Linked DNA regions of Mus musculus: regions 1, 2 and 3 are each linked to region 4. A link is a loop called in an ENCODE intact Hi-C map of the cell type or tissue named here. Cell type or tissue: heart. All regions are shown on one strand. Region 1 overlaps Timmdc1 (translocase of inner mitochondrial membrane domain containing 1). Region 2 has its middle 12 kb from the start of B4galt4. Region 3 holds the start of Gm41453 (a long non-coding RNA gene). Region 4 holds the start of Maats1 (MYCBP-associated, testis expressed 1).

What was found. Hi-C counts contacts between places; a loop is a spot of excess contacts. Peaks named below come from ENCODE experiments on the same cell type or tissue, not always from the same donor. Only the 100,000 strongest peaks of a DNase experiment are listed, where the experiment ranks them.
Region 1: a loop joins it to region 4, with 5 times the contacts of the local background. A loop is called at or near these places in 27 of 42 quality-filtered maps.
Region 2: it touches region 4 in a loop (2.8-fold over the local background); 8 of 42 quality-filtered maps call a loop at or near these places.
Region 3: a loop joins it to region 4, with 6 times the contacts of the local background. A loop is called at or near these places in 29 of 42 quality-filtered maps.

Annotation. Positions count from the first base shown.
Region 1 is chr16:38,501,629-38,509,628 of GRCm38, forward strand. It overlaps Timmdc1 (translocase of inner mitochondrial membrane domain containing 1), which reads right to left. Exons shown (of 7, transcript NM_024273.2): 4 at 7,211-7,278; 5 at 3,784-3,862; 6 at 934-1,044. Among named protein-coding and RNA genes, the nearest start is that of Timmdc1, 17 kb to the right of the region's middle. In heart, a CTCF peak has its summit at 4,642 (motif pointing left); no DNase peak of the experiment used is centred here.
Region 2 is chr16:38,726,174-38,734,173 of GRCm38, forward strand. No RefSeq gene overlaps it. Among named protein-coding and RNA genes, the nearest start is that of B4galt4, 12 kb to the right of the region's middle. In heart, CTCF peaks have their summits at 3,594 and 4,945; DNase peaks (open chromatin) are centred at 3,898 and 4,938; H3K27ac peaks cover 1,443 bases.
Region 3 is chr16:38,478,889-38,486,888 of GRCm38, forward strand. It overlaps Cd80 (CD80 antigen), which reads left to right. Exons shown (of 5, transcript NM_009855.2): 3 at 176-457; 4 at 3,732-3,845; 5 at 7,416-8,000. The coding sequence ends at 7,513. It overlaps Gm41453 (a long non-coding RNA gene), which reads right to left and starts at 3,995. Exons shown (of 3, transcript XR_876066.2): 1 at 3,665-3,995; 2 at 2,559-2,626; 3 at 586-2,435. It also overlaps the pseudogene Ck-ps3. In heart, a CTCF peak has its summit at 4,121 (motif pointing left); DNase peaks (open chromatin) are centred at 4,483 and 4,943; H3K4me3 peaks cover 1,457 bases; H3K27ac peaks cover 441 bases; H3K27me3 peaks cover 270 bases.
Region 4 is chr16:38,340,889-38,348,888 of GRCm38, forward strand. It overlaps Maats1 (MYCBP-associated, testis expressed 1), which reads right to left and starts at 972. Exons shown (of 17, transcript NM_001081025.1): 1 at 769-972. The coding sequence starts at 889. Cox17 (cytochrome c oxidase assembly protein 17, copper chaperone) reads left to right here and starts at 6,111. Exons shown (of 3, transcript NM_001017429.2): 1 at 6,111-6,319. The coding sequence starts at 6,213. In heart, CTCF peaks have their summits at 4,196 (motif pointing right) and 5,208 (motif pointing left); DNase peaks (open chromatin) are centred at 983 and 6,113; H3K4me3 peaks cover 2,891 bases; H3K27ac peaks cover 3,995 bases.

The DNA of each region.
Region 1 (8,000 bases), 160 kb after region 4:
AACATGGTCATGCTTTGCAGTGGCATCCATCCATGGACAACTAGTGTATCCACTTCAGCTCTTGGACTAGATCAAGACGACAAATTTCAAATGTGGACACTTAGCAGATAACGGTTTCACTTTTTCTCCCCATGAGACCACGTCTCGATATCTAAACCTGGAACTCATGGTGATCACCTTGCCTCAGCTCCCTGATGGATTAAAAATAGAAGCACCCGTCTACATCACTGCCCGCCCAAGGAGGAGCAGAAAGGCTTTCAGAGCTGGAGGAACTAGGTTATGAAAACCATCTTCCCGGCACAGCATGGCCACTACCTTGTGGCCACAGAGCAGCTGTGAACACCCGCACAACACTTGCACAAGGTTGGGCCAGTCACAATTCCTTCATGGATGGGAGAGAGGCTCAGGAGGTCCCCCCTGTCCCTGAGAAAGTCTTTAAAGTCTTAGTGGTTACTGAGGAAGATGCTTGCTTCAGTAGTACAGCCTCTTCTAAGATGCTTCTGCTCTTGTAAACAACCATTTACCAATGACCTGGTAGGAAATCTAGTTAAACCTGATGCTGTCTCTCTCTCACATACAACGGGGGGGGGGGGGGGAGGGGGAGGGAGAGAGAGGAGAAGAAGAAGAAGAAGAAGAAGAAGAGGAGGAGGAGGAAGAGGAGGAGGAAGAGGAGGAGGAGGAAGAGGAGGAGAGGAGAAGAGAAAAAAAGGAAGAAAGAAAGGAAAGACAGACAGACACACCTAAAGAAACAGCCTGGTCAGATTAAAAAGTAAAATCAGTGCCTTTCATTTTCCTGCTCTCTAATGGTCAGACTTAGAAGACAATACAGACTAGATGGACTGACAGCTCAGGAAGAGCAAACTGCCGCGGCCGGAGCAGTGCTTCTGAGATCCTCCGTCCATTGTCTGGGCTGTGCCTTTCCAGGCTCCTTACCACTCTTCCAGCCTCTGCTCGTGCAAGGCCTTCCATTCCTTCTGCCTTCTCTCCTGAACCGTCTCACCGGAGTACTTCTCCAGGGCCATCAGCAAGCTTCCCATGGGCGCGCTGAGGGCAGAACACAAAGTTCAAGGACAAAGTCATTAGCTTGCTCAACACAGGAGGGCCCTAATCATCTACAGCAGAGCACGGTCAGGTACAGAGAAAATTTTAAGGTAATATTCTTCCTGGGTTGTACAATGAAGGAAAACAATCATTGTAGTTTCTTTGACTGGTATAAAACAGCAATAGATCTAGAAATGGTTTGTTTGTTTGTTTGTTTGTTTGTTAAATCATGTCCTCTGCCATGAGAGCTGGTGAGCTGACCCTGCCCCTCGCTGGCTGCAGCACTCAGGAGAGCAGGTCCTGCACCTCGCCTGGGAAGCACAGTAGAGTCGGCCCTGGTGGAGGGGGAGCAGGTGAGCTGGTCCAGTGGGTGTGAACATAAGAGAGCAGGCCCTGCCACTCATCTGCTGTGATGTGGGGTGGGAAAGGGGGTGATGCCCTCCCACCCCTTACCCCTCACCTCCTGTGGTAGTTGGGAGAGCTGGCCCAGAGGTCACAGAGTGGGAAAGCTGAGCCTGCCTCTCACTGGTGGGAAAGTGGACCCTGCATCTAGCCTGGGCAGCACAATAGAGCTAATCCTGGTGGAGAGGGAGTGGGTGAACCAGCTCCTACAGCATGAGAGAAGGAGCAGCACTTGGGAGAGTGGGCCCCACACCTTGACTGGGCACAATGGCACTGGCTCTGGAGACATGAGGGCATGAGAGTGGGAGAGCTGACCCTGCCTCCTGCCAATGGCAGCACTGGGTGGCTTAGATAGAAGACAAGTAGCCAGGGGCTGACCAGGTCAGCTAGCACCCTGGTCTAGATGTAGGATTCTGAGTTGGGCCACCCTAACTTCTGTATCTTCTGTGAACCGTTAGGGCACATGTAAAGGTCAGTCCTACTGATCCAAAGCTGCAGGACCTCCATGACACAGGACAACCACAGGATAACCTGGAGGAGTCCTCCTGAGAATCCAATACTGAGGGTGTCACAGAAGCCAGAGATCTCAAACCAGAACGATGACTCATTGCAGTGAACATCTGCAAACGAAGGTGTGTGGGCAGAGGGGTGTACTGTGTGACACTGTGACACACCACAGCTTCCACGGTGCTTTCTGTGTGTTGCTGTATTTCCTGTCTTGTTTGTGCTTTTTACTGGGGGAGGAAGAAGCTGCAAGGGCAAGGGTGGATACCAGGGGGTGGGGAGACAAGTGAGACTGGGGAGCATGATGGAAGCTCACAATCAATACGTAGTTAAAAAGACACACAGACACACAGACAGAGAGTGGAAATGCAAGGACTAGTTTATCCATATAGCACCAGCCCTGGAGAGGAAGACATGGATGGGAATCCTTTGGTGGAAGAAGGAAACTACTAGCTTTGAGGGACAGAGTCATTAAACATCTTCATACTCTAGAGTCTGGTTGGTATACCTGACAGCTGCTATGTCACCAGGTCCATCCTAAGAGACTGATTTAGGGGCAGCAGTTAAGAGCACTTATAGCTCTTGCAGAGGACCCAGGTTTAATTTATACTGCTTCCAAGGGACCTAATGATACATACATACATATATATATGTATGTATATATATATATATATATATATATATATATATATATATATATGAAATAAAAATAAATAAATATCAAAACCAAAAAACAAAACAACTTCATTAGGGCCTGGAGAGGAGACTTGAGCTTGGATGCCCAGCATCCATATAAAAAGTCAGGTGTGGCAGCATGTGCCTGCGCTCCCGTTCTGGGGAGGTGGAGACAGGGGACTCCTGTACTGGGGAGGTGGAGACAGGGGACTCCTGTGCTGGGGAGGTGGAGGCAGGGGACTCCTGTGCTGGAGAGGTAGAGACAGGGGACTCCTGTGCTGGGGAGGTGGAGACAGGGGACTCCTGTACTGGGGAGGTGGAGACAGGGGACTCCTGTGCTGGGGAGGTAGAGACATATCAGCCGGGCATGGTGGCACATGCCTTTAATTCAAGCACTCAGGAGGCAGAGGCAGGCAGATCTCTGTGAATTTAAGGCCAGCCTGGTGTACAGAATAAGTTTTAAGACAGCCAAGGGTATACAGAGAAACCCTGTCTTGAAAAAAAAAAAAAACAAAAAAAAAAACAAACCTGTAAAGTCCATAAATCTAGCTATGCATGATATATCATGCTTATAATCTTAGCACTCAGGAAATCAAGGATGATAACAAGGTCAAGTCTAGCCTAGCCTACAGAGCATCTCAAACCTCTCTGTCCCCTCCCTCCAGAAAAGAAAACCGTAATTTACAGTGTCTCCCAACCCTGACAGAGTGGTCGGAAGGTGGGTGGGTAGGAAAGCAGAGAGGAAGGGTAACCCACTCAGAAGAACGTCAACGGGAAAACACGAGGATGGCAGGACTAGACTGTCTTTGTAAGCGCCTTCCCAAAAACCGAGGCGCAAGGATGTCAAGGCAGTGTCAAAAGCACTGCAGCAAAGACAGCTGGGGACAGGATGACTGACGGGATGTTCACATGACCTGTCTACTTCATCACATGGGAAAGAGCTGCAATGGAACTGAACAGAGAGCCCCATGACTATGTAGCTCTGGCTGTCCTGGGTTCAATCCTCTCAGAACCTCTCCCCCCTCCAATAAGGAATTGAATAGTCACAGCCCTTGTTGACATAAGACATATATCTTTTAAAGTCTCGGAGGACTAAATTTGCTCTTTATAGTTATTCTCTTTAGTAGACAGACAGTTAGGCTAAACCAAGTGAACACTTACCCCAACAACGCTCCAATTATACTACCAGCCACCAGGCCTCGAACACCTAAGTTTATTCTGAAAAGACCTCCTGTGACAGCTATTAAAAAGGGGAAAGAAAACAATATTAAATCATCTTTAGATGCTGCACTTCTATTTTCTCACAGTAAGAACACAGACCTCGGGCTGGAGAGATGGCTCAGTGGTTAAGAGCACCAACTACTCTTCCAAAGGTCCTGAGTTCAAATCCCAGCACCCACATGGTGGCTCACAACCATCTGTAATGAGATCTGACGCCTTCTTCTGGTGTGTCTGAAGACAGCTATAGTGTACTTACATATAATAAATGTTTAAAAAAAACAAAAACAGAAAACAAAAAACACAGACCTGTAAGTGAGCTTTCTGAACCCAGCATGAATGATGTAGTAACAGCCATGAAGGTAACTTTCTGCCTGCTTTACAGTCAGAAAGAAAACATTTTGTAAGTATGAACCCTCAGTCCCTCCTATGGCACTAATCCCAGTCTTTTCTTTCCCATTTCTTCTTAAAAGTTGACAGTTTATTTCACCTTCCTCCACACCTTTCACCTCTTTCATCCCCCACATCTCTGTTCCCCTACCAGATAAATATCTCTGTATAGATCTGGCTGTCCTGCAACTTGCTCTTTAGACCAGGCTGGCCTCGAACTCACAAGAGTTCTGCCTGTTTCTGCCTTCCAAGTGCCCGACCATCGACAACAAGCAACAGTAACAACAAAGCCCTTCACCTGCCCCAGAAGACTATGCCTTCTCCTAGCCTCACTGGTCTGTACTGCTTAGGGTACTAAACTGTGCATCAGGCAGACCTGCAGAGGCAGCATTTAGCATACAGTGCCACCTGCTGGTCAATACACAGAGTGCACCTCTTCTCACCAGAATTCCAATTCTAGGACACAGCTTTATAACCCATGCTGGCTTCAAACTCAGCAGGGAGCTGAGAATGACCTTGAACCTCTGACCTTCTGCCCTCTACTTTCTTATTTCTGAGTGTACAGTAGCCATGCACCACCACCTAGAGTGTGTGTGGTGCTGAGGAATAAACCCAGAGAGCAGTGCATAGGACGGGAGCATTCCACCAACTGCACTAATACATCCCAGCTATCTTTCCTCTTTACAACTAATGCCATCTTAGGTGGTAAAAAACTTTAGGTGTTTAGTTTGAGGTTTATACTTCTATTTAACTATTATATATTCATTTACTTTTTCTATACTGATCTTGTTTCAACTGTCTTCCTTAAAAAAAAAAATTTATAGCTGGGCTGGTAGTACAGAACTTGGGATGGCTCCAAGCCAGAAGCACATGGATTTCTGAGTTCGAGGCCAGCCTGGTCTACAGAGTGAGTTCCAGGACAGCCAGGGCTACATGGAGAAACCCTTTCTTAAAGAACAGAAAACAAAAACTGTTTTCCACACATTCTGCTACTCTCCAGCCCACACTGCACTCAAGCATGAGGCATCTGCTGCCCCTACCTTCCAGTCGCTGAGTTTACAGCTATGAAGACACCATGCCTGGACGATGCTTCCCTCTGCTTGCTTAAATCTACAGTTGAGTTCTTTAGCAAATTTTTAATACTTTTGTGAGTGTAAAAATGTACATTTGTGTTTGTGTATGATGCACGTTCATGTGCATGTGTGCATATATACCACAGCATGTATGTAAAGTTCAAAGGACAACTTCAGATATGGCTCCTCATTCTCAAGACGAGGGTCACTCTGTTGTTTTTCCACCCTAACTGTCCAAGGACCCCCCGTCTCTACATCCCATCTCCCAGTGGGAACGCTGGAATCACAGACACCTATGCTGTGTATCTAGCTCCCACAGGGTTCTGAGGATTTGAACTCGGGCCCTTCCATCTGCATGGCAAGTGCTTTGCCCACTGAGTCCTAGCCCTAGTCCTGCAGTGAACTGTTACTTAACTCCCACCGCTGCATTAGCAACACCAGCTACTTTGACTACTGTCTAATTTCCTATCTTTATCTATCTGTACGTGAAGACTCATTACCATTACACTTTGACATTACTTGATCCTTTGTCACGTCTGTCCAAGAGATAGTTTCCTTCAGTAGCAATTTCCAACCCCCACCCCACACCCCATTTTTCCATGTCTTGCTGTTAATACTGTTGAAAATGAACTTTTTATCTTTTTGAGACAAAGGCTCATGTGGGCCAGGCTAGCGCCAAACTCTATGCAGACAAGAAAGAGTGTGAGTTTGTGATCTTCCTGCGTCCATCCTCCAAGTGCTGGATTATGGCTGTGAGCTGGGAGTCCCAGCTTGAAAGCAGACAGCCCTGGAGCTGAACCGCACCCCTCACACGCTCTGCTTCTCCAGGAGTGCCTGCCTAGATCCAGTATATATGTTTTCCTGAGGAGCACGGGCACTGATGTCTGCTCTGAGTTTTATGATTTCCATGTCTGCTTCCTGGGAAGAGTCAGTCAACAATTCCTTGTAAGCTGTGACTAAAGTGTCTACCTTTAGCCAACGCATTTGTCCGTGGCTTAGAAAACGACGCATGTAAGCTTCAGTTTACTTTATCTTTCCTGGCTTTTACTTTCTGTGCCCAGAAGAAGTTACAAGCAACCAAGAAGAGCAGCTTTCAGGGCCCACACTCGTCTTTCCTGAGCACACACAGATCCCTATCATTGCTCTCTCTGGTTCTGTTTTGTTTTTTTAAAGGTATAGAGTTTTTAGATTCTGCCTAGATTAGCCTTGAACTTGTGGCCCCAAACATCACCAAATCCTTAAGCTAACGGTGACAGAAGCCCCTGACTGTAACTGTTTTAAACAATTTCCTGGCTACAGCATTTCCTGTGCTCCTCTCTAGAGAGCTCCACGTGCCGGGATAAAAGGCATGTCAGCAGTCCTGTGCTCCATAAATGGTCTCTCACTGCTAGAGGAATGGGGCTTGAAAGAAACCCAAACTCCTGCCATGGGAAAATCTGATCTTTGTACTTCACAGCCCAGCCTCACCTCAAGCTACTTCCCAGCCTTGTGCTTGAGACAGCTCCCTGCTTCCACAGAACCCTGGGAAGAGCCCCTCTTGACGCCCTGTTTAGCCCACTGTCCTCCAGTTTGCTCCTTCCCAGTCTGCCGGTGGCAGCTTAAATGATCTGAAAGGTCTCCTCCAACATCATCCATGTCATATCCATGTCACACCTACTTGTCACTTTCTGTCACAGGATCTGTTTTTGCCCGTCCTCATGGGCAACGTTTAATGAAAGCGGAAGATCTGTCTGTTTTAATAACCACCAAGGGTCAAATATGAGGCTATTCATAAGTACATTTTGTATGAATGTTGAGAAAGATACAGTGTGAAGCCAATCAAAAAAATCTGCAGTTCAGATTCATAAATCCTATATGTTCTAAACATACTTGAAATTAAAATGTGAACGAGAATAAAACTGCCTTACCTCCTGCAATGGCAAAATGGCTCATGGCGTCTTTATTTCGATACACAGTTAGTCCAGTGTTCACTGTGCTGGGGAAGAAGAGGGAAAACCATTTCACTCAAAGAACACGCCATTCATCTCCTGGCTGCTACTGTCACTGAAATGAGTTTCAAAATATCCTATTAGAAGTAAGAAGGTAAGGCCCGGAGAGATGGCTCAGTTGTTAAGAACACTGCATGCAAGCCGAGCGTGGTGGCACACGCCTTTAATCCCAGCACTCGGGAGGCAGAGGCAGGTGGATTTCTGAGTTCGAGGCCAGCCTGGTCTACAAAGTGAGTTCCTGGACAGCCAGGGCTACACAGAGAAACTCTGTCTCGAAAACCAAAAAATAAAAAAATAAAAAAGAGGACCTGAGTTCAAATCCCAGCAACCATCCGTAATGAGATCCGATGCCCTCTTCTGGAGTGTCTGATGACAGCTACAGTGTACTTACATATAATAAATAAACACATCTTTTTTTAAAAAAAGGAAGTAAGAAGGTATCTCAGTTGGTAGAGTGCTTCCTTATCATGAAAGTCTGGGTTCAAACCCCACATCACATCAGACTAGGCATGGTAGCTCACACCTCTAATCCAAGCATTTGATTTAGAGGCAAGAGGACCAGAAATTCAAACTCAGACTCACCTACAGGTCAAGCTCAAAGCCAAACTAGGCTACATGAGACTGTCTTTGAAAAAAACAAAAATGGGGCTAGAGAGACGGCTCAGTGGTTAAGAGCACTGGTTGATCTTCAAAGGACCCAGGTTCAATT
Region 2 (8,000 bases), 390 kb after region 4:
ATCATGCCCGGCGTCATCTGAGAACATTTTCAATTGGGCTGGTATTCCTGCTGTTTCTCATTATGCCTCTTGGATGCATATACACACACACCACACATACACACACACATTCACAAAGCTGTAGAGTAGTTTGGGGGCAGTGGTACCAGTTAACCAAAATCACATTTGAAAAAAAAAAGTTTAAATGTTCTGAGTTTTCAATGGTTTCTACACAAGTATTGATCCCTTCATACGGAACCTAAACGAAGCTAGTCAAATATACACAGTCTGATATGCTTGTGACTTTTCCAAAGATGTATGTGTGTATATGTGTGTATATGTGTGTATATGTGTGTGTGGGTGCATGTGTGTGTACATATCAGTATTCACGTCTGTGTCTCTATGTTTTGCATATTCATTTGATTTTTATAGGAGTCCTTTCTATTTTTAAAATATCTACAGATTTGGACTCTAATATTACACGTTAGGCAGAGCTTCTATAATTTGGGATCTTCTTATAGGTATTGTAAAATCCTTTCTGAGATAAGATTGCCCCCCACAGTCTCAGTGCCAATATTCTGTCCTATTTTCAAACTAGAGGGTGTATTCTACTTTCTCCCTTAGAAAATACAGCCTGTGTTAAGTTGAATTATACTCTTCCAAAATTGCTGAACTCCTAACCTCTAGTAATTCAGAATGTGACTTTATTTGAAATAGAATGGTCATGGTGCAGTCCAGAGTCAGTTAACTGGAACAGGTCTGATCCAGTATGTCAGGCATGCTTATAGAAGCAGGAAGTTTGTATGCAGGAAAGATGCCATGTAGGGATGTAAGTAATTAGAATGATGCTTCAGCAGGGCAACTGTGATGGTTTGAATAAGAATGGGCTCCACAGGCTAATATATTTGAGTGTTTAGTCAGCAAGGAGTGGTGCTATTTGAAAGGATTAGAATGATTAAGAGGTGTGGGCAGGCTTATTAGAGGAAGAGTGTCATTGGGGATGGACTTTGGGGTTTCACAAGCCTACACCAGGCCCAGCCCCCCTCCCCCCGCCCACCCCCCTTCTCTCTCTCTCTCTCTCTCTCTCTCTCTCTCTCTCTCTCTCTCTCTCACACACACACACACACACACACACACACACACACTACAGATCAGGATGTAGCTCTCAATTGCTTCTCCAGCACCACACCTGCCATTCCTGCTGCCACACTCCCTGCCATGATGGTAAATGACTAAGCTTCTGAGACTGCAAGCAAGCCCCCAAATAAATGATTTCTTTCATAAGAATTGCCTTTGTCACGGTGTCTCTTGACAGCAGTAGAACAGTGATGGAGACAGCAAAGAGCATTGAAGATGGCCAGAAAGCCACCAGAAACTTGAGAAGAGTGTGAGACAGAGCGAATCCTCATAAGGGCACCTTAACCTTAGATTTCTAGAATCTGCAGTGGTAGGACAACGTAGTGTTTTTGTTTAAACTCAGTTTGCCGTGCTTTGTTATGGAAGCTCTCTCCTGGTGCAGTCTCCAGGCAGTATCTATAGCTGCAGCTGGGATGATAGCTAAACAACTGTACACAAACATTCGTCTTAGCAAGCAGCTCCAGGGTGGTCAAGGAGGACTTCTGTAAATAGACAGAGGTCCCTGTGGTTGTAGGAGACAGTGGGCTGTGGGAAGTCAAGGACCGTTTCACATACTGTGCTCCCCTTTAATCCACAGGAAGATGCTTCAAGATCTCAATGGAGACTTAAAACTGCAGGACTTGTCACACTGTATCAAACCTTTCATACAATGTCGTTTTCTGTATATGCATACCCAGGTGCAGATTCAGTTTATAAATTAGGAACGGTAAGATAACACCAAATACATTCTAGAATAGAACATTTTTGTAACAATAATATTGCACATTCCTATCTAGTATTTTTAAGACGTCAGTGACTGCGGGTACCTGCAACAAAGGGAACTATCACATTTTGAAGGACACCAAGGTGTTTGTTTGGGAACCAGAGAAAGGGAGGCTCTGCAGAGCCCCTGGAACAGCCCAGTGCCTCCTTCTGACTCCCTGAGTCACCATAGGCTTCCACTTCTCCGTGACAGATTTGGTGAGTTATCTTCTTCCTCTATCTCAGGGCCTGAACACAGATTTTTGGAAGTCTGTGAAATGTATTTGTATTTCGTATTTATTCATTGATTGGACTGGCCTGTCAATACATTCACAGACCATTACGGTTTATACATATATAAGGCTTATATAGTGAAGGTTCTTATGTAGAGAAGAAGTGTCACTGGCTGGTGACACTACTGAGAGGTGATTGGATCAGCAGGCTTGTAACTTCATCAATCCATTGTTCATTGGTGTTCACCATTACTTGGTGAATCCATTGTTAAACACGTGATTAGTGGTGAGGCCTATCTGGAAAATGACTACTAGAAGCAAGCCTTTGAAAGTCATCCCTGCCCCAGGCTTGCCCACTCCCCAATCTGCTTGGAATAAAGTGAGCAGCTTGACTTTAATCGTACCCTTCCACCATGACGTCCCTGTCTTACCTCAGCATACATTCAGCGAAGCCGGCAGACCATGAACTTACGCCTCTATAATTTGGGTGGACGGGACACACCTTTCTTTAAGATAACTTTCTCCGATGTTTGTCACAGCAACAGAACACTGACAAACACAGTGGAGCGCATTCCCTATGTCTACCTTGGGATTGATGTGGACATGTGGAGTTTGGAAGACAGCATCATCCCTCCACTGGTGGGATGTGCAGCATACTGTGAGATTGATGGCAAGCTGGATGTACCAAAGTCCCAAAGTCAGAGTGTCTGGTGCGTAGCAGTAAATTATTAAACCGCACTGAGCTCCCGGTGGTGGTGGTGGTGGTCACGCTTCTCGCTACCCACCAGAGTTCTCTGGATTCTCGAATTAAAAGACACACACTCGCAACCTTTATGTTTTGATATGCTTTAACTAGCTCAGTGAACCTCCACGTGGTTAACACACTCCCCTTGGTTGCAAGGCAAGAATTCTAAAGATATACTCAGGGGCGTATGAGACCAGGGTTTGCTCAAGTCTGTACAGGATATGGGCGAGACTGCTGGCAAATCTTGCTTGTGTGGAGGGAGGAACTAGATAGGATTCGATAATGTGTTACAGAGTTGAGTCCAGACTAGGTCCTGTAGCGCGGGGTCAGCTAAACCTGGGTGGTGAGGAGGAAGGCAAGAAGGTGTGGGGCAATAGTAGCTTCTTCATAGCTCCTCCCCACTTGCCTCAGTGAGACAGGAGGCAGGAAGCACACCCTGGCTCAGTATCTCAGCCCAGGAGAGAGGCTGCTTGGAATCTCATCTTTACCTCTCGTCACTTGCTTTAGTCCCACAATCATAGATGGTTTGCTGAGGGAATCCATCTATATTAATACTGCCTGTTTGCATGTCCATGAGTAGCTGTAGAGTTAAGAGGTGATGTAATTTTACCCTGTATTCCTAGAAATTATCTGTAAGATCACCATCCCAGAGTTTATTTGTGTAGTCTTAAACTATATACAATATTTCGGCCTTTCAGGAATTTGGCTTGAGTTCTTAAAATTCCCCAGACCTCCAGAAGGGGGAAATCTCAGTCAACACTAACATTTGAGATGTGGGTTTGCCATCTAGTGGGCATCTTTGAATCTGTATTTGTTATAAATACACGTGTAGCATACACATGTTTACACAGAGCCATCTGCACACCCACCCCAGAGTTTCCATGAAGTTATTTATCTTCCTTTCTCATCTTTAACGTTTATAGTCCAAGCAGGGTTGCAGATGCAGCCTTCTTGGCAAAGCGTCTCGTGTCTCCCTTTTATGTGCGCTAAGGGTAGAGGAAGGTTTTATAGTGTGTGTGTTCGCACATACAGTGGAGAGCATCGGAGCTCCACGGGGGCTCATTTGAACTTTCTGTACTTCTCCGTGTGTACCTTTCATGCTCCACTTGGGAATTACTGAGCCAGAACAGAACACCAAGAGACACGTCACACCACACAGGCATTGAGTCTGCCCCGCGGTAGATACTCAGTAAACATTCGTTTCCTTCCTTTTCACCCACGCCCACTCCCATTCCCATAAAAGCTGTATTCCAAATGTTCCAAATTCAAATATTCCAAACTCACAGTTTCAGTGTGCATTTGGTATGAGAGACACCGCTATCAGTGTAGCTCTACTACGGAGGCGGGGGCACTTAGTTCTGAGAACGAAAAGACGAATAAAACCTACTTTAGGATGTCCAGAGCAGGAAACAAGGGTTTTGCTAGAGATCTCAAAACCAGCAGGATAAATCTCAGGCATTTAGGGTAGGTTTTTAAATTTCAAGTTAGACTTTCCCTTGGAAGGACTATCACATCATACTGGCTTTCCCCAACAAGGAGTAGGGGAAAGATTGATCATCTCCCATATGGCGTGAGGTATTGAGAGACAGTCGGAGAGGGGATTTTAAGCAATTTTGTTCTGTCTAACGAAATGAATCCTCCTTTGATGTTTCCGTGGTACGGAGATGAAGATTTAAATTGCCTTTCTGTTATTTTTGGATGTGGTTTAGTGTTTCTTTGGAAAACGCCGTGTAGAGTCAGACTGTGAAGTGGCAGAGCTTTGTCTGGAAAGGATAAATGTACAGACCATAAAACTTTTAAAAATAGACATATTAAACTTTCCCCATGTGTCTTAAATCTAAAATTAAGCAACAGGAAAATGATAAAACCAAACAAGGGGCATTTATTTTTAAAAGCAATACATATGTTTGGCTAAAGAATTCGGAAAGTACAAAATACCATCAAATAGGGCTGGAGAGATGGCTCAGCCGTTAAAGGCTAGGCTCACAACCAAAATACCATCAAGTAGTAAAGGGGACATTTTTTCTTGTTCAGAGGTCCTTTTCAGTTCCTTGGGTGATTAGCCTTGCGGTTGTAATGCCTGTGCAGGCATCGCTGACGTCAGTTTCCTGGTGGAACTGCCTCACTGTCTGTTAACTCCCCGCTGTGAATGACAGGAACTTCAGCCTCTGATAATGCCTTTCCATTTCCTCTTCGCCATGTGTGTTTTTATTTTATTTATTTTTATTATTTTTTTTTATTTTGAGATAGGGTCTCACAATGTCGCTCTGGTTGGCCTGGAATTTGCTATGTAAACCAAGCTGGCTTTGAACTCAGAGAGAGCCACCTGGCTTTCAAGTGCTGGGATTAAAGGTGTGTGTGCCACCGTGTCTGGCAATTTTAAATTCCTGTTTGGTCAATATTAGTGGGGGGTTTGTTAATGCTCTGCTGCTACATAGGACACCTACATAGAAAGAAAAGAGGTTTGCTTCAGTTTATAGTTCTAGAGGGAGTGGGGGATCCAAGATCTAGAGTTCTGGGTTATTGATACTAGAATATTTCATCTCTGGCTGTAACTGTGGATGGGCCCATTTCTTAGCACATATCTCACAGGATTTTTAAAAAACTGTGTATGCACTGAGGGTCTGTTATTGGTTTATTAATATTTTAGATTTTTTACCCTTAAGAGCTGACTCATCTTTTACTGGTATAAAACAATCTATTTATCCTTATATTAAGGATAATAAGGTAATAATCTTCACTTTGAGGTATTTTGTTTGTTTTTGCTTGATTTTGAAGACAACAGCAAAAACTGGCCTTTCATTTTCTTTCTTCCTTTCTGTGTCTGTGTCTATGTATATGTGGTGCTCTCTCTCCCTCCCTCCTTTCTTCCTTGCCACCCTTCCTCCCTCGCCACCCTTCCTCCCTCTTTCTCTCTCTCCCTTCACCGCCCCATCTAAAGATTGAATCCAGGGACTTGAGTATGCTAGACACACACTCTGCTGTTGATCTATAGTTCCTGTTTCATTCTAAAAACTTATAATTACATTTCATTTCTTTGTATGTGGATGGCAGTGATGGCATGTGTTGGGGAAAAGGGCATGGCACCTATGCAGAAGCCAGAGGACAACTTTCAGAAACATTTTTAAAATCAATTCTTTAGCACTTTCACACAATATATTTTGATAATATTCATCCCCTATGTGGGGGCCCTAGATCAATGTTTCTCAACCTGTGGGTCTCGACCCCTTGGAGGTCAAAGGACCCTTTCACAGGATCACCTAAGGCCATTGGAAAGTGCTGATAATTACATTAACACCCATAACAGTAGCAAAATTACAGCTATGAAGCAGCAACAGAATGGTTAGGGGTCTGCAAAACACGAGGAACTGTATTAAAGGGTCACAGCATTAGGTAGGTGAGAACCTCTGCTCTAGGGGCTGTCACATGGTCAACTGCGCATGGCTCCAGACTCTTAAGTAAAACTACCTTTCTTCCCCTAGATGCTACCAGGTGTTGATAGTTTCTTGATGAGTGGTGGGAGCTCATGAGCCCTTCTGCTTCCTTGCTATGTTGACTGGTTTGGTCCTGTGTGGGCTTTGGGTGGATAACCACATAAGTTCATGAGTGCAGACAGAGGTCCTGTCATGTCCAGAGGACAGTGGTCTGCGCTTGTTCTCTCAAACTTCTGACTCTTACAGTCTTTCTCCTCCATCTTCAGTGATGGTCCCCGAGCCTTGGGAGTGGATTCATGATTTAGGGTCCCATTATTTTCTGCACTTCGATCACGAAAGGCAGTTTTTATTCAAATACATTTCCAATGTATCTGGGTACAAAGTATGGAGATACAGATCTGGTCTGAACTGGTTTTGGGTTCATTCACAATTAAGCAAAATTGTGTCCTCGAGTGAACTTTTAGGGGAGAATCTCCTAATTACCATCCGATACCTATGCATATATCTGTGCATATACCTACACATATACCTACACATACACCTATGCATACTCAGGCATGCCTATGATTAAAATCAGACGACTTATGGGACGGGGAGCATACCACAGAAAACTCATTACATAACCTAATCTATCAGTAAGAGGAGAGAATAATTCTCACTATACCCCTTAATAACTAAAGTTTTACTGAGCTCCATAAAAGGAAGCCAGCCCCACACATAAACAGGAGTTCTTCAGTACCTGGGCTCATGTGGCCACTGGTCTCTTGCACTGTCTTCTGACCTTTTCTATCACTTCACATTAAGTATAGCTTCCTTGCTACTTTTGCAAACTTGTGTGTGCTTTGATTTCAATTCTTTGAATAAAAGGCCAAGAACTTGGCAATCCCAGGGACCTGACCCAACTACTGGTAGCAATTTTGTCATTTTAGTGGCTGTTCGAAAGCTTATATTATGATATATCATATCTTAAAGTATTACATATGTATAGTGTAGGAATTTTGCTATGTACTATATAGCATGAGAGTCTTACAATAGGGGCTGAAAAAGATGGTTTTGCGGATAACAGCATTCAACAGTTTGGCAGAAGATTCAACTTTGGTTTCCAGAACTCACAACCTGCAGCTCACAACCACCTGTAATTCCATTGCCAGATCAGATGCCCTCTCCTGACCTTTGAGGGCACCAGGGATGCAATGTGTGCACATGCATGTATGCAGGCAAAACATTCATACATGTAAAATAAAATTGAAAAAGAACCTTATAAGAATATCTTTACATTTCTCTCCTCTGACCTGTTATTGTCATACAGCCTGCCTTACAGGTCCAGTTAGAGTCCCTCTCCTCCCTCTCCCCCCTCTCCTCCCTCTCCTCCCTCTCCTCCCTCTCCTCCCTCTCCTCCCTCTCCTCCCTCTCCTCCCTCTTCTCCCTCTCCTCCCTCTCCTCCCTCTCCTCCCTCTCCTCCCTCTCCTCCCTCTCCTCCCTCTCCTCCCTCTCCTCCCTCTCCCTCTCCTTCCCTTCTTCTCTTCCTCCTCATCCTCCTCCTTCTTCCTTCCCTCTCTCCCACCCTCCTTTCCTCTCTGTCTCTCTGTCTTTCTCTGTCTTTGTCTCTCTACACACACACACATACATACACACACACACACACACACACACACACACACACACACACACACACACACTGCCAGGATGGCCTCCAATTCCCTCTGCAGTTTTGGATTATCTTGAACTCCA
Region 3 (8,000 bases), 140 kb after region 4:
GGTGGGAGACAACCGGCATGGTCAGTTCAAAGCAGCTCTTTTACCAATGACTTATGGAGTCTTGCAAATGCAATCTCATTTTGCCAGTCTCACTGAACCTTGATCATTTATTTCACATATAACTAAGCACGCAGACCTGTACCCGTGTATAACTGTATGCTTGTTCTACCTCTAGCTGACTTCTCTACCCCCAACATAACTGAGTCTGGAAACCCATCTGCAGACACTAAAAGGATTACCTGCTTTGCTTCCGGGGGTTTCCCAAAGCCTCGCTTCTCTTGGTTGGAAAATGGAAGAGAATTACCTGGCATCAATACGACAATTTCCCAGGATCCTGAATCTGAATTGTACACCATTAGTAGCCAACTAGATTTCAATACGACTCGCAACCACACCATTAAGTGTCTCATTAAATATGGAGATGCTCACGTGTCAGAGGACTTCACCTGGGAAAAACGTAAGCAACATGACGCTGGAAAGTGCCTACTAGACAGGACCTAGAAATCTAACCCCACAGCTCCACTTTAGAATTGAACTTATTGATTTTGATGGAGATTTTTATCATTTTAGACATACAGGATGTGTGATTATGATTTACATCACTGGACAAATGTAATAGTGATCTTACTAGACTACTTTTATTTTATTTTAATAAATATTCTAACTTTTATAGGCAGGCCTAAGAACTGCTAACCATCTGTAGTCATTTTGCAATTTATGTAATGTCTCTTTTTGAAAACACTAAATTTTGCCCTTCTCTCCCCCAACCCCCACTTGGGCATTTTGCTTTAGGTTACCTGCTCCTAATGGTCCCATGGTACCAAAATCATTGGCTTCTTTGGAGTGGATTTTTGGTTTTAGAACTACTGGTTGAATCTGGATGTGGGCAGAGCACTGGCTCAACACATCCAAAGCCCTAGGTTTGATCCCACCTACTGGTTCATCCAAAGCAAAAAAACCAGTAAAGTTATATGATAGAAGTCTTTGAGAACAAGGCCCAGGGTGAAAAAAAAACAAGGTCATTTTGAGTCAAAAATTTACTGTACAGGTAATAAGCTTGTAAAGTTCCCTTTCTCTACAAGTGAAAAAATAAGACAGATTCCTTTTATATGTATCTTAAACCTATGGCAGGTTATCATGAAAGTGAACAGCCAATTTGGATGGCTGAGTATACAGAGATGCACCTAGGACTCTCCTCCCATCTTAGCCCCATCCTAAGGACAGCTATGTGCACAGTACAGAAGCAATGCTGTGTGACAGTCTTTGGGACACATGCATTAAATATGCACTGTTGGCCACTTTATGCCTACCTCTTTATAGTTGAGGCAGTTTAGGGTGGCTTATGGGTTCAGTCTAGTGTGTGATTTTCCCATTCAGATCTGAGATTGAGTCTTTCAACTATTTTCCTTTGTAGCTAATAAGAAAATTTCCTGAAAACATTGGTCCCCAACATAAACCAAATTGTGTTTGGCATGACTTCAACACTCAAAACTCAAAATCTCAATCATGTTTTATGTATTCTAATATTTTATTTTAAAGTGTCTTGGCTCATAGTGTGAAAATTGTTTATTCATTCAGGGCTTATTTTTACTTTATAGCTCTATCACTAATGAATTCTATATTATTTTTAAAGGTGAGGTTTATGTTAAGTTTGATATGTATTCATAGCTTGACTATAGTTTACTTTGGATGCTGTTTTGGAATGTGGGTATATGTGAAATTTAGAGCAAAAGTTGCTGGAACTGTTTTAGAAAAAGTTCAGATAGTATTTTAGACTTCTCAGGTCATACAGATTCTGTTGCCATGCACACAAACATGTGCACACATGGTGTCTCATTATGCAGCCCAGGATGGCTTTGAGCTCATAGTCTTCCACCTTCAGCCTCCTTACTTCTGGGATTAGAGTCATGAGCCACTGCATCCCATTTAGAACTTTATATTTTAAAGCAAGTGGTAGGTCAGGCTTGGTCCAGGTATGATTGCTTTGCCTACTTATGGAGTCTGTTTTTGTAAATGGAGAGCTTTTAAGGAAAATCTCACTAACCAGACAGCCATCATCATTTGGAGTCAGAGTTAAGGCAAGTGATCATTTGTGAGATGCATTTGGAGGCTAGTAGGAGGCAGGTAAGAAAGATCCAAACTCCGGCAGGTGATGGGGGTGGGGCTAGGAATCGGGAGTCTTCTGCTAGATGATAGGAAGTCCACAGAAGCCCGCTGGGAGGTGGGAACAAGGAGAATGTGTCACTCTCGCTGAGGTGACTAGGGGTACCACTCACCGCAGTGGTACATGAGGGCAGCAGGTGATGTGCTTTAAGGACACAGTGAGGCTCAGCAGGTAGGAGCGCGGCTACTCTTCCAGAGGAGCTGTCCTTGATTTCCATCCCCCACGTGGTGGCTAACTCCAGTCCCAGAGAAATCTGATGCCCTCTTCTGTCCTGTTGTGCCCAGACATATATGCAAATTCCATACACATAAAATAAAAATAAATAAATAAATAAATAAATAAATAAATGTTAAAAAAAAAAAAGAAAGAAAACAGTCAATTTAGTTTTTATCACCTGGCTTCCAACCATTTTGCCAGCAGCTGGATCTATAATACATCTGGGGTCCATAAATGAGATAAGACCTGTAATGTTCAAATTTAGAAATGAGGTGGCCTTTCAAGGTTTGAGTGTGGGTTAGATGATAAAGGCAGACCACGCCCACACAAACACTACAGAATCAATGGCATTTAGAAGCTGAGAAGAGGAAGACGTTCCTGCAAAGAAAGATGAGTGTAACAAGCTGAAACAGGAGTGCAAAGCAGAGAAACCGAGGACAAGGGAGTCCGTGGTGTCAAATGCTCAAATAAGCTGAAAGCCAAACCTCACCCAGGAGGCTTGGTAATGGGGAAAATCGAAAACGAGTTAGTGTTCAATAATTTCTGGTAAGTCATTCCAGAGAAGCCAGAGAGGTGGTGTTGCTAATATTCCTGTCAAAAGGTATCGCTGTCAGATGTTGCTATTCCCAGAAAGATTGAGAAATAAATGGCATAGCTGTTGCCCCCAGTGAGGAGAACTGGATGGCAGCAACACACACCAACCTCTTTCTCCTCCTGCTTCGGCAGTCTTTGTATCCCTCTTTTGCGCCTCATGAATCTAGAAGCTCATTAGAAGCTAGCCCACAAAAGTGACTTCCAGAATGATCCCTTAATACCAATTCTTAGTCATTCTTAGTTCTCCTAACCCTCCCCAAACTTAAACCTGGAAGGAAAATCAATCAATCAATCAATCAATCTTAAAGAGAATGTGGAGCACCTCCCAAACCTTAAGGCAGCCACTGTGTGGAACATGAGTGAAGGTGGAGGGCGTGAGGAGAACATGCAAGAGAACGGGAGGAGGCACAGCAGAGCTAGAGGAGAATAAGTAGGTATATCTAGATTATGACATCGATAAGGCCTGGCCATAGCAGCCACAGAAATGAGCCAAGAAGACAAGTTAGCTTTTACGCTTTCTCCATAGAATCTTCCCCATGCCAAGTTAGCTCGGTAGGTGCAAGAATTCAGTTTACTTTTTTTCGTGTGCAATATCTATATCGTTGGATATAGGACAGTGCAAGGGAATGCTAGCAATTGTGTGTCCATGAGATGATCTGGCAAAGTAAAAGATTCTCCACAGGTACATACTGAAGAGGTGTAGGATGGGAACCCAGCAGGAGGAAGCACATCACAACCGATTCTTTTCTTTCCACAGCCCCAGAAGACCCTCCTGATAGCAAGAACACACTTGTGCTCTTTGGGGCAGGATTCGGCGCAGTAATAACAGTCGTCGTCATCGTTGTCATCATCAAATGCTTCTGTAAGCACAGTAAGTACCATTTTTATTATCACGATCAGTTCCTAGAAGACCAGACACTGTAAGTAGGGCTCAGCACATCTTCAGTATATCAGTCTAATCTCTGCTCATATTTACAGTAAATCTATGGCAACTTCAGATTTAAAAAAAAAAAAAGTTCTCGGGCTGGAGAGATGGCTCAGTGGTTAAGAGCACTGACTGCTCTTCCGAAGGTCCTGAGTTCAAATTCCAGCAACCACATGGTGACTAACAACCACCTGGTAATGAGATCTGGCGCCATCTTCTGGTGCGTCTGAAGACAGCTACAGGGTACTTAGATACAATAATTAAATCTTTTTAAAAAAATGTTCTCATCATGTTCTGGCCACTCACTGTTAAAAATATATATATCCTGGACCCCTACTGTATGCCTAGCATTCTTCTAGACATGCAAATTCCAAAGATAAGAAGTTGTTGCTCGGTCGTTCTTCTGCGCTGCGCCAGGAGCTGCAAGCACAGGCATCCCGCCCGCTGCCTTCGCCATACCCTTCTCCAACAGCCATAATACGCAGAAGCTGCGCTTCCCGGCCGAGGATGAATTCCCTGATCTGAGCAGCCACAACAACCATATGGCCAAGGTGCTGACCCCCGAGCTGTATGCCGAGCTTCGTGACAGTTGCACGCCGAGCGGCTTTACTTTGGACGACGCCATTCAGACTGGCGTAGACAATCCGGGCCACCCGTACATCATGACAGTGGGTGCAGTGGCAGGCGACAAGGAGAGTTACGACGTATTCAAGGAACTCTTCGACCCCATTATTGAGGAGCGGCACGGCAGCTACCAGCCCAGTGATGAGCACAAGACCTACCTCAACCCAGACAACCTGCAGGGTGGCAATGACCTGGACCCCAACTACGTGCTGAGCTCGTTGGTGCGCACAGGCCGCAGCATCCGCGGCTTCTGTCTTACACCCCCCCCCCGCTCCCCCACCCCACCCCGTACTGCAGCCGCGGGGAGCGCCGCGCCATCGAGAAGCTGGCAGTAGAAGCTCTGTCCAGCCTAGATGGCGACCTGTCTGGCAGGTTCTATGCGATCAAGAGCATGACCGAGGCGGAGCAGCAGCAGCTCATTGACGACCACTTCCTCTTCGACAAGCCTGTGTCGCCTCTGTTGCTGGCCTCCAGCATGGCCCGCGACTGGCCGGATGCTTGCTGGCATATGGCACAATGACAATAAGACTTTCCTGGTGTGGATCAACGAGGAGGACCACCTGCGGGTCATCTCCATGAAGAAGGGGGGCAACATGAAGGAAGTGTTCACCCGATTCTGCACCGGCCTCACTCAAATCGAAACTCTCTTCAAGTCCAAGAACTATGAGTTCATGTGGAGCCCTCACCTGGGCTACATCCTCACACGCCCTTCCAACCTGGGCACCGGACTGCGGGCAGGTGTGCACATCAAGCTGCCCCACCTGGGGAAGCACGAGAAGTTCTCGGAGGTGCTCAATCGGCTGCGGCTTCAGAAGCGAGGCACAGGTGGCGTGGACTCCGCTGCTGTCTGTGGCGTGTTTGATGTCTCCAATGCTGACCGCCTGAGCTTCTCGGAGGTGGAGCTGGTGCAGATGGTGGTGGACGGAGTGAAACTGCTCATTGAGATGGAGCAGCGGCTCGAGCAGGGTCAGGCAATCGACGACCTCATGCCGGCCCAGAAGTGAAGCTGGTCCTCGCCACCATCAGACTGCTGCTTCCTAACTTATTACCCGGGCAGTGCCCGCCATGCACCCTTGATGTTTGCCGCCTGGCGACTGAGCCCTTAGCCTCGTTGTAGAGACTTCTGTCGCCCTGGGTAGAGTTTAATTTTTTGATGGCTAAGCTGTTGCTGACACTGAAATAAACCCTGCCCTAAAAAAAAAAAAAAAAAAAAAAAAAAGTTGTTGCTCTTAAGATCCAGTCTGAAAGCTAACTCGAGTGGCACACATCTCCAATCTCTGCACTCATGAGCCTGAAACAGGAGAACAGAAAGACTGCGTCACAAAGAAACTTTGAGACTGTGACAAGACCCTGTTTCAAAAAGGAAGGATGCATCTGAGATTAATCCCTGTTGGTTTTCCAAAACTTTCTATTTTCTTGGAGACACCAATGATTGCTGACTACTTTGAAAGTATCTCTACTGCTGACTGATTCTCTAATCTTTGCATTCAGAGGATAGGTAGCATGGCAAGGTCTGAAAGAAGAGTCTTTCTTTGGAAGAAGTCATTAAGGCTTGATAAGTTGCGCTGGAGAGATGGCTCAGTGGTTATGAACACTGACTGCTCCTCCAGAGGTCCTGAGTTCAACTCCAAGCAACCACATGGTGGCTCACAACCATCTGTAATGGGATCTGAAGCCCTCTTCTGGTGTGTCTGAGCACAGTGACAGTGTGCTGATACACATCAAATAAATAAATCCTTTATAAAGTTATTTTTTAAAAAAGACTTGATAAGTTAGATGCAATAAGTGTTTTTTACCAATCCTCATTTCCCCAAAAGGCACTTTTGTATCAAAGATGGAGTAGTTGGTTAGAAGAGATTTCTAGGACACTATGGGTTTTAAAACAGAGATTTCTATTTCAGACATCTGACCATAATCACCCTGAAGCTATCAACTAGACTAGGAGTCACATACACTGAGCAAATGAAAATTAGAAGACCAACATCCGCTTTAACCTTTTTTTATAACTTCATAACCTTCAGCATCCGAAAAAAAAATTTTTTTAAAAGGTTAAAGTTCAGATAAAAGTCACCAGATACTATTGTAAGAAGGAACCAAACTGAAGTCATTTTGAATAAAACTTCCATTTAGAATAGGGAGTCAAACAAAGTTCCCAAGACCTCCCTGGATGAGTGACATCTTGGTTGGTAAGTTAGAAGTGACTGCTGGGCAAGCCACCTTCCCACGACTGAGCAAACTGACTATTGAGAACAAAATACATGTACCACAAAGGAATGTTCCCAGGGAGGACCCCTATCCCTGAACCATGGTTGCTGGAAAATGCACTTGGCATGGATGGTGATGGCTTGTGATTTTTATGCTTAAAAGCTCTATAGCATTCTGTCTCGGGGCTGCAGTTCAGCTCCCCAGTCTGTTCTGCATTCCTGATCAATCAATCAGTCGTGGCTTGGTTGCAATGAGCTTTTCTTTTCTGCGCTGATTTGAGGTTTTGAGTTATGTTGGATCCAAGAGGACCCCATAACACTATGCTATGAGAGGCTCACCTTAAGGGTAGGATACAAAGCTTAGTGGGCTCATAGTGTTTCTGGTATGATTTACTAGTCTTGCTCTCCAGTTCAGTGTCTGTCATCCTCACCACTACTAGTGTTGACATTACTGGGCCGAATAATACTCTGTTCCAGTAGTATTCTAGTATATAAGGGGTGTTCCTCTGCTTCCTCGGCGTCTTTCAACAAACAACAGGAACAACAAAATGTCTTTCAGAAATTACCAAATGTCCCTGGAAAACAGGTGTGTGTGGGTGTGTGTGTATGTATGTGTGTGTGTGTGTGTGTTGATGATGATGATTTATGGACTCTTCATTTGTTTTTATAATTTATGTTTATCTTCAAGGAAGCTGTTTCAGAAGAAATGAGGCAAGCAGAGAAACAAACAACAGCCTTACCTTCGGGCCTGAAGAAGCATTAGCTGAACAGACCGTCTTCCTTTAGTTCTTCTCTGTCCATGTGGGATACATGGTATTATGTGGCTCATGAGGTACAATCTTTCTTTCAGCACCGTGCTAGCTGATCTTTCGGACAACTTGACACAAGATAGAGTTAACTGGGAAGAGAAAGCCTTGAATGAGGATTTCTTTCCATCAGGAAGCCTACGGGCAAGTTTGCTGGGCCTTTGATTGCTTGATGACTGAAGTGGAAAGGCTGAGCCCACTGTGGGTGGTGCTAGCCCTGGGCAGGGGCAGGTGACCCTGGGTGGTATAAGAAAAAGAGCTGTCACTAAAAGGAGAGGTGCCTAGTCTTACTGCAACTTGATATGTCATGTTTGGTTGGTGTCTGTGGGAGGCCTGCCCTTTTCTGAAGAGAAGTGGTGGGAGAGTGGATGGGGTGGGGGCAGAGGAAAAGTGGGGGAGAGGGCCTGGGAGGAGAGGAGGGAGGGGGACGGGGTGGGGGTGGGGAAAACTATGGTTGGGATGTAAAA
Region 4 (8,000 bases):
GAGGAAGACCACAAATGGAAAATCAGGGCATAACATAAACCGGAATTTAATTGGTCCTAGGGGAATGGGTGCACTGAGTTTATCAACAATGTTTTGATTAACAGAAGGTTGGAGAAAGAGGGGAGGAGGAAGAGGAGGAAACCACTGAAAACAAACATGAAGCCAACTGGAACCTCTTTACCCAGAACCCCAAATTTGGATTTGTCAGAACCTGGGGCAGGAAAATCACTATCACTTTCACTGGACATGTGTGTTTGAATGCATTGCGTGCCTCTCCAGCTCTGCAAATCACTTCACACTTTCTTTCTTTCTTTCTTTCTTTTTTTTTTTTTTTTTTTTTTTTTTTGGTTTTTTTCAAGACAGGGTTTCTCTGTGTAGCCCTGGTTGTCCTGGAACTCACTTTGTAGACCAGGCTGGCCTCGCACTCAGAAATTCACCTGCCTCTGCCTCCCAAGTGCTGGGATTAAAGGCATGCACCACCCGGCTCACTTCACACTTTTATGAATGTGCACCTGAATGATTGAAACCAGACTAGGTTTCAGGAAGATTAAATTATCAGAGGGAAAAGGGGTGACCCCCGTCTGGCACTTGGAGAAGCTGCGCACACCTGTGGCTTCCGAAGTGCTGCAGAGCGCGTGGCCCACAGCGTACTTGGGACTTAGGGCTCCCACCTGTGCGGTCCAGAGCCAGAGGGTTTGTCCTGGAGCTTGTTTTTTAGCACACCCTACCAGGTTACATTAGCTCCCAGGAGGAGTGGGCAGTCCTTACCGTACAGGTAATCGTACGTTCGATTGGCGAATCCGCCCTTGGCCCTCCGCACCTCTCTGCATTGATACGGAATCCTCTGATCATTGGGCCTGGGTTCCTGGATGGTCACTGTCTGGCTCATGGTGCTGCCTTTTTCCCTCCCGCCAGCAGAAAAACAGCTATGGGAGGCTTGGTAGCTGTGTACACCGTAGCTATGGCAACCGCAGAAGCACGCAGGGATAAGGGGCGGGGCGAGTTTCAGGAGGCGGGGAGGCGGGGCGGAGAAGTGAAAGGGCAGGGGGAAAGGCTCTGGGGGCAGTTTGAAGAGGCAGAAAGGAGCGACAGAGTAGATTTTGGGATACAGGGTGAACAAACCTGGCAGAATGAAGAGGCAAGACGTGGGGCGACCTGAGGAGCTGGGTACTGGAAGGGAATAGTCAAGAGAAAGGGAAAATCTAGCATGGAAAGAAGCAGGGCCAGGAAGAAGAGGCTAAGGGATAGGGATTCTGCCCAATAGAGCTGACGTCAGATGCTGGGGAAAGGGCTACTTGAGAAAACCAAGAGCTATTTGCTAGTGACCGCCCTTGCCGCCAGTATCTTCTAGAAATCCATGGGAAATCTCTTCACCTGCTAGAATTGGGTACTTTCATTTCTTCTTTTCCTTTCCCTTTCCTTTTCCTTCTTTTCTTTCTTTCTTTCTTTCTTTCTTTCTTTCTTTCTTTCTTTCTTTCTTTCTTTCTTTCTTTCTCCTTCCTTCCTTTCTTCCTTTCTTTCTTTCTTTCCTTCTTTCTTTTTGGTTTTTCGAGACAGGGTTTCTCTGTGTAGCTCTGGCTATCCTGGAACTCACTTTGTAGACCAGGCTGTCCTCGAACTCAGAAATCCCGCCTGCCTCTGCCTCCCAAATGCTGGGATTAAAGGCGTGCACCACCAAGCCTGGCGGTACTTTCATTTCTGAAAGCCTCTTTCCACAAGGTGGAGAAATCCAAGTTCCTGTGTGTTGGGCCTTGGAGCAGTATAAAAGCGGACATTGGCTTCTGTAATAGGAACTCTATCTCCAGGCTGCTGCTCTTGGTATTATGGTGCATGCGTAGTCTCTGCTTTAAATAGATAAATAAATAAATAAATCCTGCAATGAAAACTAGAGAGGCAGAAATGGGTCAGCTTTTGCCCATGATCCATTCTTCTTTTAAAAAGAAATTTCATAGTATCATTTTACCTTAAAATTAGCCAACGCCTCGAACTAATATTGTTCATTTATTTATTCATTCATTATTTTTGTGGCATTGGGAATTGAATTTAGGGTCTCACATATGCTATAAGCACTCTACTACTGAGATACACACTAGTCCAAAATAATCTCGCTATTATCACTAACAAAGTTAATTCTAATCTTTTTTTTTAAGATTTATTTATTATTATATGTAAGTACACTGTAGCTGTCTTCAGACACCCCAGAAGAAGGCATCAGATCTCATTAGGGATGGTTGTGAGACACCATGTGGTTGCTGGGATTTGTACTCAGGACCTTCGGAAGAGCAATCAGTGCTCTTAACCGCTGAGCCATCTCTCCAGCCCAATTCTAATCATGTTGAGAGAACTCTACACAGGGGCTGATTCCCTTTGTCTTATAAGGGAGGGGCCACTGTCTGTCCTTGACTCTGAGTAGGAAAGAGTGATGGGTGATAGAGACAGTGATAGAGACAGTGTTGCCCTTTAAGCCAAAGGGAGTGAGACATTCTTAGTTCTTGTCCTTAAGAATTTTGTACTATTTGGTCTTTTTCACATTGCCCATGGGAAATGAGATTCTGGAAACTTGTATAATGCCCTGCTGCAAGTGATAAAATGTCCTTTATCTGTAGCCCAGGAGTTTGATAGTTTCAGCCATCACATATGAACTGGCTTGCAAATGTGGTAAAACTCAGACTTTCCAGGCATCCAGAAATCAGAGAACATTGTATGATATGTATTTTCCCAGAGGAAATGGAAAGCTTTTTTTTTTCCTTTTTTTAAATTCAGAGGCAGACATGCAAATACTATGTGCACGCACACACGATAGTACATGTGTGGAGTTGTTAACTGCATACTACCATCTGAGTCCTGAGACTGAAGGCAGGTCATCAGGCTCAGTGACTTGTGTCTTTACCCACTAAGCTGTCTCTCAGGCCCTTCAATTTAACATCTTACCATAGCTCTTCTCTAGGGAATATCTTATTAATGTTTGTCTTGGGATTAAATGGGAAACAATAACTGCGTTATGTTTTGTATTCTTTTTTCTTTTTTAAAAAGATTTATTTATTACTATACATAAGTACACTGTAGCTGTCCTCAGACACACCAGAAGAGGGCGTCAGATCTCATTATGGGTGGTTGTGAGACACCATGTGGTTGCTGGGATTTGAACTCATGACCTTCGGAAGAGCAGTCAGTGCTCTTACCTGCTGAGTCATCTCAACAGCCCATGTTTTGTATTCTTAATGTCCACTTAATATAAAATAAACCATCTCAGTCTACAAGCACGTGGGCAGAGAAAGAAAAGTGAAATTTAATGCTTACTCATTCATCAAGGGTAAAAGGAAAAAGTAACCCGAATGGATAAGTTAATTAGACCATCTTAAAACAAGAGTTAAGCTGGTGAGTACAAATTAGTAAATGTCTCCCACTGGAAAGGAGACCTTTTGTTTGTTTTATAGACAGGACCTTGCTATGAGACCCAGGCTGGCCTTGAACTCTGATTCTTCCTGCTCTGGCCTCCCGAGTGCTGGAATGTGTTCGTTTCATCCTTCCCAGATTGCTCTGTATTTTTTTTTTCCATGGGCAGGCCATTTTACCTCAAAGAAGCAGCTATTGTAGGTCATAGCACTCAAGAGACAGTCTATAGGGTTTATTACAGTCTCAGAAGCATCTAGTTAAAGGAAGCAAGAAGAAGGAGATTTCTTTCCCTGAGAGGACTGTTGTTAATCAGTACCAGTCTCTCTCTCTCTCTCTCTCTCTCTCTCTCTCTCTCTCTCTCTCTCTCTCTCCCTCTCCCTCTCCCTCTCTCTCTCTCTCTCTCTCTCTCTCTCTCTCTCTCACACACACACACACACACACACACGGGATAAGAGACAGTTTATTCTGGGAACAAATATGGATGATTATGGGTCTGGGAACAGTTTCACACTACCCTAAATTCCACATTCCAGTATGGTGATATGACACTCCCATGTAGTTTTATAGTAAAGAAGCAAAATCATAAATCAAGACACTTCCCATACACAGCGGTAAAAACATTAGGTGGACAGGTCACAGGAAGGTAAGAAAATCTCAGCCATAGCCTCAGATGGTGTCTGATGATCTTCTCAGCCTTTTGGTTGGTGGGAACTGGGGGTTGGGGGGAGGGGGTCTGCTCATAGATTCCAAAGGGTTTACCTAATGCTCACAAAGATGTTAGATCACATACAGAAGGGGGCAGTAAAAGACCACTATGTGGGGACTAAAGCTGCTCCAATACTACTTGGCTATAATCCAGCAACCTTCCAGCCTTACTAAGATCTCTAAAATTGTAATCAGTTGATCAGCCTTTCAGGAAGTTCAGAGTGATGTGTGGTTCAAGCCAGGAACTTTCCTTCACAAAGGGAAAAATGAGAGGAAAACTTATCAGTTGCAATAAAGTTCCAATTCTCCTCCTCCTCCTCCTCCTCCTCCTCCTTCTCCTCCTCTGCTCCTTCTTTTTGTGGTCTACAATTTGTATCAAAGTCAGTCCTCACAATCCTTACATTTTCCAGTTCTACTCTTTTTCTTCTTTGTTCATTTACTCTACACAAAAATGCAGTAGCGCCAGTAAATACAGGTGAGTGGTTTGAAAGTGAAAGTTACTTTGCCTTTAGATACATTGCACAGGATAGTGCATGGACCATGGGGAGAGATGGAACCTCATGAGCTATGTAGCTCTGAATGAATCATATGCCCTTCTGAACCTCCGTTTGTTATGAAGATTAAATGCCTCTCACGCTCAACTCTATACAGGGAAGCTGTGATGCTGAAGATTATATTGATCCTAGTTGAATTTAAGAAATGCCAGGAAAAGGCATTTTTAATTCTGTTAATTGGTATAATGACAAATATCTGATTGCACAATTAATAAAACCAGTTTAGGAGCTGAGGGTATGTAACCCAGTTTGTAGACTATTTGCCTAACATGCAGGAAGTCCTTATATACCAGGAAAGGATGGCACACACTTGTAATTCCAACATTTAATAATCAGTTCAGGGTCATCCACAGATCATTCAAGGCCAGCTTAGGCTAGAGACTTTGTCTATAAATATTTATATTAAAATTAAAACCACTTTTTTGGGTGTGTGTGAAGAAATGGCTCACTGGTTAAGAGTATTGGCTGCTCTTCTGGAGATTCTGAGTTCAATTCCCAGCAATTACATGGTGGCTCATGACTATCTGTGATGAGATCTGATGCCCTCTTCTGGTGTGTCTGAAGACAGCTACAGTGTACTCAGATACATACAATAAATAACTACAAACCACTTTTTTCCTGACCTACAGCTAGTTTAAGGAAGCCACTCAATGCTGTACATCTTAGTGAACTTGAATACAATTAGAATGGTTGATTTGAAGCAATGGAGCTCTACTGAGGGGGTTACACTTTCAGTATCAGTTACCATGTCATTTACTTATCCAAAACACACACACACACACACACACACACACACACACACACACAGAGAGAGAGAGAGAGAGAGAGAGAGAGAGAGAGAGAGAGAAACAGAGACAGAGAGACAGAGACAGCCCATCACAGTTGTTGAAAGTAGAAAAAAATCTTATCTTCTTTCATGACTACTGTGTCATGATATATTATCTGAAAATTTAGCATATATGCCGGAGAGAAATAGGAGGTAGGGGGCCTTTGTATCTGTATCTGCAGAATGTCTACAAAGCAGGAAGGAAGAAAGACCATAAAATATCCCAGGGTGGAACCCGGATCTGCTACTGCTTGTCCAGTACCAAAAGGTCAGCCCTGAAAATACGAATACAGTTAGCATTATACTGGACTGAATGGGTCATATAGGAATATATGTATGCATGTATACATATAAGCATGCAATAACAATTAGGGAGGAAAAGGCCATGAATTTGAAGGATAGTGGGGAATGGGTATGTATATGTAAGGATTTGTAGAAAGGAAAGGGAAAGGGAAAATGATGTAATTAAATTACAATCTCAAAAACAAAACAAAAACAAAAACCATTCTGGGTGACCTTTTAACCTTTGCGCCAGCGCTGACGCCACGCCCTTGGAGCGAGGCCTTGTACCACTTCTTTTGCGCACGCGCTTCTTAGACTTACTTCCGTCCGGAGAGGCGGGACTTCCTGTCCCCCTTCGATTGACTGCGGAAGTGGAGACAGACGGCTCAGGGTAGTCGGAGTTTGGGAGCTTTGCGCGTGTGCGCTCATAGTTGCTTTCGCCTGGAAAGATGCCGGGACTGGCGGCCGCTAGCCCTGCCCCGCCCGAGGCTCAGGAGAAGAAGCCACTGAAGCCCTGCTGTGCCTGCCCGGAAACCAAGAAGGCGCGTGATGCGTGGTCAGTGCGTAGCCCGGGAGGGAAGCCCGGGCTTTAGCAGCTCGGCTCCACTCTGCTCTCTGGGACTCTGGAGATGCAGGGACCCATAGTTCCGCTGTCCTCTCTGCTCCCTGATCCCGCACCCCAGTCTCAGTTAGGGGTCAACGGAGAGGGCAAGAGGTTACATTGATCCCAAGGTTCTCGTCCTTCATTCCTTACTACGATTGCATTTTAGTCTTCTTAGGGATAAGACCCAGATAAATAGAAGTGCGTAAAGATGCTTCTTGATTTAAAGGCATTTAAAATATGTGGAGATTTGTTACCAGCCAATACTATACCACCAGCTGTGATAGATTTACTAAGACCTAGGTGTAAATTTTTCAGGTAATCTTTAGTAATTTTTTTTTTTTTTGGTCGAAACGTGTGAATAGTAGAACACAGGATACATTTCTGAAGGGATACCCTTTCCAAGAAGTTAAAAGTCAACCTGTCTGGAGCTGGAGAGATGGCTAAGTGGATAAAAGCCCTGGTTGACCTTCCAGAGGGCCTAGTTTCGATTCCCAGCACCCACACGACTGTTAACAATCTTGTGTAATTCCAACCCCAGAATAATCTGACACCCCCTTCTAGCTATTGCGGGCACTGCACACACATGGTGTGCAGGCAAAACACCTATACACATAAAAACAAATTGTAAAACTTGTCTACAGGACAGAGGTGATATTAATGTTCATCGACTTTATCATCAAGTCACAAAAGGTTTTGTTTGGTCTCCTCCCTTTTATGTAGCCTGGGTTCTGGGGCAGATACTGAAGTCCTCAGTGTGGCTATGCATCTCCATCTTCTCCCATCAAAGCAGAAAAATACTCGGAGAAACAAATATGGATTCTCATGGTGTGATTTCATTACCGGAGAGACTGAAACAGTTTTAAGTCTAGCCTGAACATCCGAGTGAGACCATGTCTCAAAATAAAAATAGAAAAATACACAAAACAAAGTATTCCTTGGTATTGTAAGGTAATAAGAGTGTAACCAGTTATTATTATCACTACCTATAAATGGAGAATTTAAAGATCGATCTGATACCAAGGTTCTTGAAATACCAAGGTAACCTGCTTAAGGAGACTTTGGTGTGGCTCAAGACTCAGAGCTTAGAAATACAGTCAGGCTTTGAATCTTCTCCCTCCAAGTTGGTGACCTTATGCAAGGTACTTAACAAGTCTGCTTCACACGTGTGTTGAACGAGTCCCGCATTTCTGTAAGGTTTAGCAGTGGGTGTCGGTGGTAAGGGGAAGCTAGCTGTTATACGGAACTCACTGTCACACCCAGTCTTCTCATCTGCTGGTAAGGATGGTAATAGGAGAACCTCTTATTCTTTTTGAGACAGGGTTTTGCCATGTAGCCCAAGCTGGCCTCCTCCTGAGGAGTCTCCTGTCTTAGCTTCCCGAGCATGATTACAGGGGTGTTTCAGTACATTTGGGCTCTTGTGACTACTCTTAGGATTTTATCATCACAGACCCTTAACCTTCTGAAGAACGATTCATCTTGGTTGCTCGTGGCTACCAGATCTCTTTTGATGTTTATGTTGTTGGGTGTTTAATGATTAAAGGTAGGCTTAGGTATTTGGATGTAAGAGGAAAAGGAGAAACAGGAAGTTAATTTCTGTGTGATAGGAGGACCAAACGTTAGACTCTTTCCTCGT